Linked DNA regions of Mus musculus: region 2 is linked to region 1. A link is a loop called in an ENCODE intact Hi-C map of the cell type or tissue named here. Cell type or tissue: left cerebral cortex. All regions are shown on one strand. Each heading gives the region's core, and the rest is flanking DNA. Links, peaks and the distances in the headings are about the cores only.

The links. Peaks named below come from ENCODE experiments on the same cell type or tissue, not always from the same donor. Only the 100,000 strongest peaks of a DNase experiment are listed, where the experiment ranks them.
Region 2: it touches region 1 in a loop (12-fold over the local background); 1 of 42 quality-filtered maps calls a loop at or near these places.

Annotation. Positions count from the first base shown.
Region 1 is chr16:44,723,905-44,729,261 of GRCm38, forward strand. It overlaps Nepro (nucleolus and neural progenitor protein), which reads left to right and starts at 397. Exons shown (of 9, transcript NM_145972.4): 1 at 397-564; 2 at 3,124-3,278; 3 at 5,338-5,357. The coding sequence starts at 459. In left cerebral cortex, for the core only: CTCF peaks have their summits at 2,116 (motif pointing right) and 2,317; DNase peaks (open chromatin) are centred at 396, 634, 1,084, 2,131 and 1 more place; H3K4me3 peaks cover 1,869 bases; H3K27ac peaks cover 2,411 bases.
Region 2 is chr16:45,121,429-45,126,785 of GRCm38, forward strand. Ccdc80 (coiled-coil domain containing 80) reads left to right here. Exons shown (of 8, transcript NM_026439.3): 6 at 1,419-1,522; 7 at 4,694-4,774. Among named protein-coding and RNA genes, the nearest start is that of Ccdc80, 30 kb to the left of the region's middle. In left cerebral cortex, for the core only: CTCF peaks have their summits at 1,385 and 2,511 (motif pointing left); a DNase peak (open chromatin) is centred at 1,349.

The sequences.
Region 1 (5,357 bases), core at 211-5,210:
ATATTTTGTCGGAGAAAATGACGGTGATAATGGGTGGTCAAGACAACCTCTGGGTTTTTTGTAATTATTGAAGTTGAGCTATATCCAAGCTATATAGTTTTCCTTGACTACTCCAAATAAATCGTGACTACGTGACGAATGTCACATTTGCTGATATGATGCGAGTTCTTCTTTTCAAAATATCCGAGTAAGAGTTAAAAGGCTGGGCCTCACTCGGATCCATCAGTAAAATGCATAGCTTCGAAGTTGCTCTAAAAATGTAGGAGCCTCAGAATACTCTAACACGTTTCTCCTTTCCCAGCGGGTCTAACGGGCCGTGACTCCGCCCCGGGGCGGGCCCCACACCTCCGGCCCGCCCCGCTCCGCCCTCGTCCCCTCCCTCCCTCCCTCTCCTGCCCAGGCCGCTCAACTCGCTCACGCTCCGCTCGGCCTTCCCCGGCCCTCCCACGCCGCTCGAGATGGCCGCTGCGGTGCGGCCGGGTGCGGAGCCGTGGAACCGCGTGAGGATCCCCCAGGCGGGGAACTGCAGCACGCTGACCGTGCGGGACCCCAGCGCCACCCTGGGTGAGTGTGGCCGGCAAGGAAGTCCTAGCGTGTCTCCGGGAACCGGCGGGCGGGCTCACGTGGGACGGGGTGGGACTTCCTGAGCGCGGGGCACGCCGGGAAGGGGAGCGCCAGGCGGAAGGTCCGGCCTGGATAGTGTGGCATGAGGATTGCTGGCAAGCGCCTGGGCTTCGCCGTGACTGTGCTGGAACAGGAGAGCACGACTAGTCCCGGCCCTGCATGTGTAGCCCCCAAACGCTGCCTGGGTCCTGTGCTGTCCCCAAGGATCGGGGCTGTCACCCAAGTACCGTACGCCGGGGCTTCGGACCTCCGGCTTGTCTCTAAAATACAAGAGCTCGTTTTCCCCTTACTGGGCGAGGGAGTTACTCTGGTCTCTCGGTTCTTCTCAAGTGGGGAAAAATGAGATAGTTAGAGCAGTTTGTTTAGAAAACAGGGACTCGCAAAGAGATGTGTGTGGGGGTGGGGTCTGTGTTGTGAGTTTTAATTTAGTTTGTTAGTATATATGCTGTGGAGGTGTTAACCATATAAGAGGGATCGGGCGATTTGATTTACCCGCTCCCAAATCACGGGCCGGCTCTCGTTTGGAACGTTCTTCCCATGATCCTTTAGAAAAGCCTATTGGGTGGGTGGGACGAAAAGATGGGCCCATGCGTATGGCCAAGCCGAAATGAGGATTCTCAGGATTCACGTGGTAAAAAGCGAGAACCAACTTCTGCAAGTAATATGTTCTACATCTCCCCCTGGATTTAATGCTGTGCTACAACCCCGACCCCCCCAAAACGTAATAAAATATTCAAACCTAAATATTATAATGAGGTGGGGGTCTTTCGAATTGTGAGTTAATACCTGGGTTGCCTTAGTTTTTTGTTGTTGTTTTTGTTTTTTGAGACTGAGTTTTCTGTGTAGCCCTGGCTTTCCTGGAACTCACTCTGTAGACCAGGCTGGCCTTGAACTTAGAAGTCCCCCTGCCTCTGCCTCCCCAGTGCTGGGATTAAAGGTGTGCGCCAGAGCGAGAGCAGCCTACCTAAGCTTGAAGGATGTTTAATCACGAAGGGACATTCAGCTACCGGGAGACACAGCTACGAAATACTGTAGTTTTCACGGTTACATCCAACTTTTTGTTTTTGAAGCTGCTTTTGGTCCTATGACTGTCAGTTACTTTTTGTTATTTCTAAGACAGGTTTTACCCCAGTCAAAAATGGGGATAAAAAATAGTACCAGCTTCTTGGCCATATTGGGGAAATGAAAAGGTTGATACCACGAAGCATTTGTAACAGTGCCTGGTTTGACAGTCAAATGACCGTAGCTGTCATTACAGACACATTTGGTAATTGTTAACTAAGTACAACCTATCGAGTATTCTCACCCCTCTTCCCATCTATCTTTCCTACGCAGTTTTAAGTTCTTTCTAATTCCTTAGTCACAATTTTAAAAACAGATTACTATGGGAAATTCACCAACTCCTCATCACCCAGGTAGCTGATTTAATTTCTCCAGATAGGACAGAGCTTTTCACTTAGAATGCTTGTGTTTCCTTTCTGAGCCACCAGATGGAGCCTGACGCCTGCTTCCCAGCTGCTCATGTTCCGATTAGGAAACATTTGTATAACCATTCAGTTACATAATACAATTTCCAGTGGCCCTGGTGGTTTCTCTTTTCTGGATGTAGTTTCCCATTGATATCCACAGAGGATTGGCTCTAGGAATCCTTCCTTATAAAGAAATGTGTACATGCTCGAGTCTATATAACATGGTAGATAGTATTTGCAGTAGGACCTATCTTTCTGTATACATTAACACTATCTACTTTGCTTATGAAATCCTATACAATATGACATTACAGATGGAATTTTGGGGGGCTATATTCAGTGTGAGGTTGCTTGAATACACAGATGGTGCTCACAGGTAGAGGGCTGAATGTATTGTATATTCTTATCAAAATGTGGTATTCATGGGGCAGGAGAGATGGCTCAGTAGTTAAGAGCAGACTGCTCTTTCAGAGGTCCCGAGTTCAGTTCCCAGCAACCACATGGTGGCTCACAACCATCTGAAATGGTGCTGGATGCCCTCTTCTGGTGTGTCTGAGGACAGCTACAGTGTCCTCATAAAATAAGTAAATCTTAAAAAAGAGAAAAAAGTTGTATCCAAATACAGTTCCTTTGCCTTTGAAGGCTGTAATTGTATGCATGCTGTCTTGCTCACCTGCAGAGCAAAGTGAGGGGTTTATAGATAGATGGAACATGGCCAGGCTTTTTGATATTCGGGGTGTAAGTGCACACCAAATGATAGCTGTAAAAGCAGTCTATTACTCACAGTCACGGTAAAAAGTGATGTAAAGACAGACACATGTTAATATTTAACACATGTTCCCTTATTGATCACCTGCCCTCATTTTTCCAGTGTCTTTCGTAGAATCCTTAATTTTTATAGTTGAGGCCAGTTTGTGTTTTGAGTTCTTTAAAGCAAATGAGGTAGACTGTTTTAGTGTGTTTCTCATCCGGTGGGTGCAGTAAGTATAGGATTGCATACTGAGTCTCGTTTTAACTGTCTCTGCTTTAGATATCTGCACTGCAGCTGTCACTAAAGGGTGCCACCTTGTCACACAGTCACTCAAGAGCCAGACCTTGGATGCGGAAGTAGATGTGTTATGCTCAGTTCTCTACAGCAATCACAACAGGTTGGGCCACCACAAGCCCCATTTGGCCCTCAGACAGGTGAGGGGAGCTCTGTGCTCCACATATAGCCGGGTACTGAGGGACATGAGGCTCACACTGCCACTTACTAGTTTGTTACTCATGCAAAGTTCATATATTGTTTTGATGTTTCAGCCTCTAAGATACAATTACATTTTAGCTTTTTTGGTCTTTGATTTTTCCAAAATCATTTCAAAAAGTAATTTATAATTGAGCATGTTTCAAAGCTGGGTGTGGTGGTTCACATCTTTAATCTCAGCACTTGGAGACAGAGGTAGGTGGATCTCTATGAGTTTGAGACCAGTCTGGTCTATGTAGTGAGTTCCAGCACAGCCAGGGCAATGTAGAGAGACCTTGTCTCAAATGAAACAAGCAAGCAGGCAAGCAAACAAGTGTATTTTGATTCTTTCCAGTTTAACTTTCTCTATGTACAGTCTAACAGTGCCTTTGCCTAGTTCAAAAGTAAACTAATTTAAACCCTAAAATCTTAAAAAAGAAAACAGTTGTGGTTTAGGGTTGTGGTTTACTCCTTTGGAGTCATAATCTAATCAGCAGTGTGCTGGTGTAAGTGGGTTTATGGTAAGTTGTGGTGTAGAATGGTTTCATGTACATTTTAGATTAAGAAAACACTGTGACTTTGAGCTCCAGGACTGTAACATGGCAGAGAGCTGCTGAAGCTGGCTTCTGCATGTACCGTTCATGTGGCCACTTAGGTAACGCTGCAGGTACCTTTAAAAGCTCAGCATGCTGGGCGCTGTGTGACACAGCCATCTTTCCAGTGTTTACTTATTTTTCTCAAAGTTCTCTGTTGGCAGTGCGTTGGATCTACAGCTATGAAAAAGACAGAGTTTCTCACTATACAGACATACTCTTTCTGGTTAGCTAGACTCCTACTGCTTAAGGCCCAAGAGATGAAGATTCCCTTGTCAAAGAGGATCATGGTCTTTCCCTAAATTTTCTTCTAGGGCAGCTTTTACCTAGGTTTTTGAATCCAGGATCAAACTTATTTACTAGCTTCCTTGCTGATGTTCCTCCCCTTCCTCCCTTCCCCGCCCCCAAATCATATTTTACTCACTATTTTCCAAGTGTTACTGTCTTGGGCTGTTAATAACTATCTGAAAAGATGGTGTCCAGACTTGGACATTAAAAAGCCAGCCCCAGTGAATTTAAGGACCGAGCTATGCTGAGGTAGAGCCCATAAGTGTGACTAGTTTTCAGCAGTATATATGTAGCTCTGAAAATATAACAGCTCTGACCAGGATCAATTCCCATAATCCTTTGCCATGTTGGTGCAGTCCAGGGAGCACCTATGGTGGGCGTTCCTGACAGCTAGAGAATTCATACAGGTTTTTGTATTCTACATGGATTTCTCCCCCCCCCCCCCACAAGAACCTACTAACCCGTTCTAATAACTGGATCACACTCGTGAACAAAACGGACAAGTTCTCTTCTCGATGGGGAGTTTATAGTATAGTTTGGAGAAAAGGGCAGACAGCCGGCCAGCCAGTCAATAACTGGTATACCAACTGGTAAGAAGTGCTATAGGGAAAAGCAGAGAAGGGGGGATTGCAGTGTTAAATAAAGCATATCCATTTCAGCATGTAGTTAAGTACTTGATCTGTCTACCTATCTTTATTACTATAAACTGGAGTGTATCATATACTTATTGCCTAGCATATCTTGCACATAGTAGGTGTTCATTGTAGTTACTCTGACTAAGTCACTTTCTTCATTTTTGGTGCTTATAGACTGTTGAAACTGAGTTAAGAATTTGCTTTCTTGTTTTATTAGGCTCCCAGCTATAAATGTGCTCCCTCAACAAATTAGAATGTTGAGACTTACATTCATTTTGGTCACTTTACAGCATCAAGTACATTTGGCATGTAGTAACTTTCTTGAATTGAGAAATTTGTTGGGTTGGTGAAATTGTTTTGGGATTTGGGTTTCCTTGGCCTTAAATGGGAAGGCCTTATGTGGCTATTTCCATACCATGAAATGCTTTGCTTCTTTGCACTCTTGGTCGTATCTGTGAGACTGCTGTATGTACACATACTAATTTGAGCTGTGTTTCCTCCTTCAGGTAGAACAGTGCTTAAAGCG
Region 2 (5,357 bases), core at 92-5,091, 400 kb after region 1:
GTATTTCATTAGACTATTATATTCCTTCACTTCCCCCCAAACCACTCTTCCCTCCAAGAGGCCATTTTCTTTGGGGTTAAAAATGCTCACACTCATTCTGAGGCTAGATGGGGCAGAGGGAGCGAAAACATAATCAAAATGGCTGGCTCCGTGATTGTTAATACCTTCTGGTTGCCTGCACCTAAGGCAGAAAGTGACATTCCTTCTCCAGTTTGAGATAATTCCATCCACTAGGAGCCCACTGTATTTATTTCATACTGTACTAGGGACCCTATGAGCACAAATATAGCATCATCATCCTTAAGTCTGGATTTTGGTACCACTACCACCTTAGATTTACTAGTTGTGCAAATTACTTCTTTATGTCTTATCATTCATAAAGTGTGGGAAAACCAGCTTGCTTTCTTGAGCCTTAGTGAAGCACACTTACTATGCAGTGAAAATGAGCTTTAAAACAACATACTGACACACTCAAATAGGTTGTCATGTCTTATCGTGATGGATGATGACCAAGGGAACAGCTGTAAATGAAGACATGATTTCCTCATTCCATGCCATCATGTGGATAATACATTGTTGGGTTTGGGAGTTTAATTTTTTTATACCTCTTTGAAGTAGAAGCTAACATACTTTTTACTCCAGAAATAATAAAAATTTGAGACTTAGTTGAACTGAGTGACATGCACAAAGACATCCAAAAAGTAGTAATGACAAACTTGAGTTCAAGTTTCCATGTATAAGATAAAAGGTCTATTAGTCCACTACGACAGCTATACTAACAATAGAAGCTGGCTTTATCAAAATCCCAGACTTCATAGGGGCAGTTTGCATTGCCACTTATTAATGATAATAAGATAGAGATCAGAACATGCATTTGCCTCTAGAATGACAACCCCCATCTAATGAAAAAAAGGAGATTTCTTTTTCTAGGATCCTCTTTAAGCTTTTTAGTGACTTTCTTACTTTCCTTCTTGTTGCTTCAGTCATGTGCTTAAAATTTGGCAGCCCATTTCTAGCCCTTTCTTGTTTATAGTCTCATTTCCCAGCCCCTGCTGAACTCATGGGGGAGCTCTACAGGGACTTTGGCTCTTCATCATTCTTCTGTCGTCTTGGCATGATTGCTTCCTTTACAGTTTTGACTACTGTACCTTATAACTGAGTGTCACTTTACTCTGAGTGTCCTCATCAGACATGATGACCATGACTCAACATATCATTCAGGCAGACAGAAGGCACAACAGAAAAAGTAAGAGTATGTGGTAACCCAGCTGAACGGCTTTCAGAAACTGTGGAAGAGTTCTATGGGTCAGGGATTTTTATTCTGGGAATGGAAAACCCAACAGTTGATGTTGCTCCGTTTTCTTACACTGGCCTCTAGTGTATGAAGCAGTCATAGCGGCTCTCTGCATCTTTTCCAGGTTCCGATGGAGGAGGAGGTTGCTGGTGATCTCTGCTCCTAATGATGAAGACTGGGCCTATTCACAACAGCTCTCTGCCCTCAACGGTCAGGCATGCAATTTTGGTGAGTAGAAGGCACCTTATTTTGGCTTTCCCATACTGCTTTCTTCCTGGATGATTCTAAAATGGAACATCCAAATATACTCCAATTCAGATGCACATTCCCGGACACATATTCTATTATATTGAATATGAAGTTGCTTTCAAAGTACTGTCTCAGTCAACTATGCATTCTTTCCAAGTGTTTGAAAGTATTTACTGCTTTTTTTAAGAAATTGATTTTTGAAAAACATGTCTTAAGTTAATGAAATTCAAGCAGGATCACTTATCTGATACTTGGATACTGGATACTAATATATTGTAATTCTCCATATATTGATCTTGTTCTAGGAATTAATAAAACAGAATCTTATTTTCTTTATGAAACAGAACATCACTAGGTCACTTCAAATCCTCCTGTCTTATCCTCCTGTGTGCTGGAATTTCTGGCGTGTGTCACTGTGTCTAGTTCTGAACCTTTTAAGGCCAAATCAGAAAGGAGAAAATGTTTCTTGTCTATTTGTTGCAAATCCCTCAATATTTTGAAAAATAACATGTCACCCTATTTGCTAAACATTTTCTGCTCGGCTAACTAAAAGCACTAGTATCATTTTTAACCAGGCCACAGAAATACTTGCATAATCTACAGAACTTATTACTAGGTTCAGTGTGACATGGGGTGACAGTGAGGCCAGTAGTGTTACTATCTCAGCTGACAGTGTGATCTGTGCAGCTGCCGAGGCGAGCAGTTTGAATCATTAGAGGTATGTATGTATGGAAGGGCTGGTTTCCTGTCACTGATTTAAAAATTCATCATTATAACATTCCAAATCAAGACTATTTTGATACTTCGGGTAGGAAGAGTCTGTCTATAATTATGGCACAATTATAAAATTGCACTTGGGAGCTGGAGAGATGGCTCAGTGGTTAAGAGCACTTGACTGCTCTTCCAGAGGGCCTGAGTTCAATTGCTAGCAACCACATGGTGGCTCACAACCATCTGTAATGGGATCTGATGCCCTCTTCTGGTTCATCTGAAGATAGCTACAGTGTACTCATATAAATAAAATAAATTTAAAAAAAAATAGAAAAAAGAAAGTCTGTACTTGAGTTTTGAAGGAAGGGTGTTCATGAGTTTTGTCAAGCATCGGTGGGACCCAATTCTATCATACAGCCCAGTACATCTCAATTATTTCTCAAGTACTTTCCAAATGTAAGATATGAAATAATGCAAAGGAAGGCAGCAAGTAAGCTCTAAATAGTAAGACAATCCAGGGATCCTTCATGTATACTCCGTTTATCATGGCTAATGCTTTACAACTAGCAACATACAATATTTGATTGTGTCAATATTCTGAATTGTATTTAAAACTCTTCAGAGTCATCAATGGTGCTGATTATGAAAGATATACTTAGAGCACTGAAGGTTTAGTCACAGTAGAAATGTAAGTCAAAACAAATCCCACTTTGGTGGCACATATGTGTCATCTCAGCACCAAGAGACTCCAACTAGGGGTTTTTGAGGCCCAGGCCAGCCTGGGCTGTGGAGTGTGACACATGTTAAAGAGACAACGACACCAAATAATTATCATGGTTTGCTATCTTTCTGTAGATACCTTCTCAGGAGCCAGGAGGGGTTGTTTGGTTTTTTAATACTGGTACAGAAAGCCTGTGCCACGCGAGTGTAAGCAAAGTCTTTTGCTATGCGAAGGAAACATGAACAAATCACACTTTCCCGGAGTCATTTTGTTCATGATCCTCAGTTTCTGAAAATATGACTCACTAGTATTTGGAATAGAATGCTTCACCCTTCCGGGAAAAGATAAAGGTAGAAAACCAAACAGAACTGTGTGGAATGTCATTCTGCCTTGATTTTAGCTCCTCCTTAAAGGAGCCCTCCCATATAGAAGCTTTTAACTTTCTCCCTGGGCTAATGATCTTATCATTAGCTCGAAGCTCTCACCCCGACTCTCTTCATCTTGCTGTTTTCTTTCTGAATCACCTCACATGCCTTTCATCTTCAAAAGAATTCCAACAAGCTATCAAGGCATGACCTTCCCTCCTTGGCTGAAACCTTAGCTGCGCTTGCCTGGGGTTCCCCTCTGTATCCTCTGCATGAGTCAGAACCTGTCAGTCCAGGGCAGCACCTCCCTTGTGACTGGCTCTGTACCCATCACTTAGATGGTTTCTGGGGGTTTTCTCTCTGAGGGGAAGAGTTATCCATAAAAGGTATGAAACTTTCAGGTTTAATCTCCCCCCACCTCCACCTCCACCCCCCAAATCCAACACTGTGCTTAAGCCATGGTAGATGTTTAATTTCACTAGTTTCATATTTTGGTATATTACAGCAAGAATCATTTTAAGAGCAAATCTATTTCAGTCCGTCTGCCTCACACACAAAACCACCTGATTCTTGTAAGTCCTAAAATCTGTGACTTCTCTGGTACTTTGCCCCTTCTTAGATTTGGGAACAAAACACCCATGAAAGGAGGTACAGAGACAAAGTTTGGAGCAGTGACGAAAGGATGGACCATCTAGAGACTGCCATATCTGGGGATCCATCCCATAATCAGCCTCCAAATGCTGACACCATTGCATACACTAGCAAGATTTTGCTGAAAGGACCCAGATATAGCTGTGTCTTGTGAGACTATGCGGGGCCTAGCAAACACAGAAGTGGATGCTCACAGTCAGCTATTGGATGGATCACAGGGCCCCCCCCCCCAATGGAGGAGCAAGAGAAAGTACCCAAGGAGCTAAAGGGATCTGCAACCCTATAGGTGGAACAACAATATAAACTAACCAGTAGCCCCCCCCCTCGGAGCTCGTGTCTCTAGCTGCATATGTATCAGAAGATGGCCTAGTCGGCTATCAGTGGAAAGAGAGGCCCATTGGTTGTGCAAACTTAATATGCCAGGGGAATGCCAGGGCCAAGAAGTGGGAGTGGGTGGATGGGGGAGTGGATGGGGGAGGGTGTGGGGGACTTTTGGGATAGCATTGGAAATGTAAATGAAATAAATACCTAATTAAAAAAAGAAATATCAAAGACAGATTATTCTACTTGGTTTATTGTGATCTATATTTCTTTCAGACTTTAAGTGACATGAAATTCATCGGTTGTCAGGTGTATGGGCGGAAAAGACAGTTTCAGATTTTTTTTCCCTCTAATTTTGTAATTTTTTTCCTTTTGTGTTAGGTCTGCGACATATAACCATTCTGAAGCTTTTGGGTGTTGGAGAGGAAGTTGGAGGAGTTTTAGAACTGTTCCCAATTAATGGTAATAGTTACTTATTTTAAAACCTTATTTTTGGCTATATGCATTCAGTGGGTATGCCTTAAGGAACTAGTATGTGAACAGAAGCAAGCTTGTGTGCCCATGTTGTGTATGGGGCAGGGGCTGGACTAAGGACTAATCTTGATCTTGATATGACATCATTCAAACCAACAGTAAAGCCATCCACGTTCATAATCAAAATCATGCTTTTGTTCGATAATGAGTTTTAAGGTTTTCAAAGCATCTTATGCTCTATCATTTAATCTCATGATTGTTTTATGAGGTCTTAACATCTTGATTTCTGTTCACAAGATAAGGAAATGCAATAAAAGGCTCAAAGAAGTTAAATGAAAATGACTTAACAGACTGGAGCTCGCAGAAGGCAGAGCCATCCTTCGTCCACAGACCCTCATTTTGAAATAAATGCCAGTGTGGGAAATACCTGGCTGAGCACCAGAGTAGACCCCCCAGAAAGCCACAGTTCCTCATTTCTTCTTTTCTTTTCACACATACTACTGGTTTAGATCCAGTCATTGGTTTTCAATATAATTGTTTTCACTCTGGACAATAAAACAAGCTTCCATTG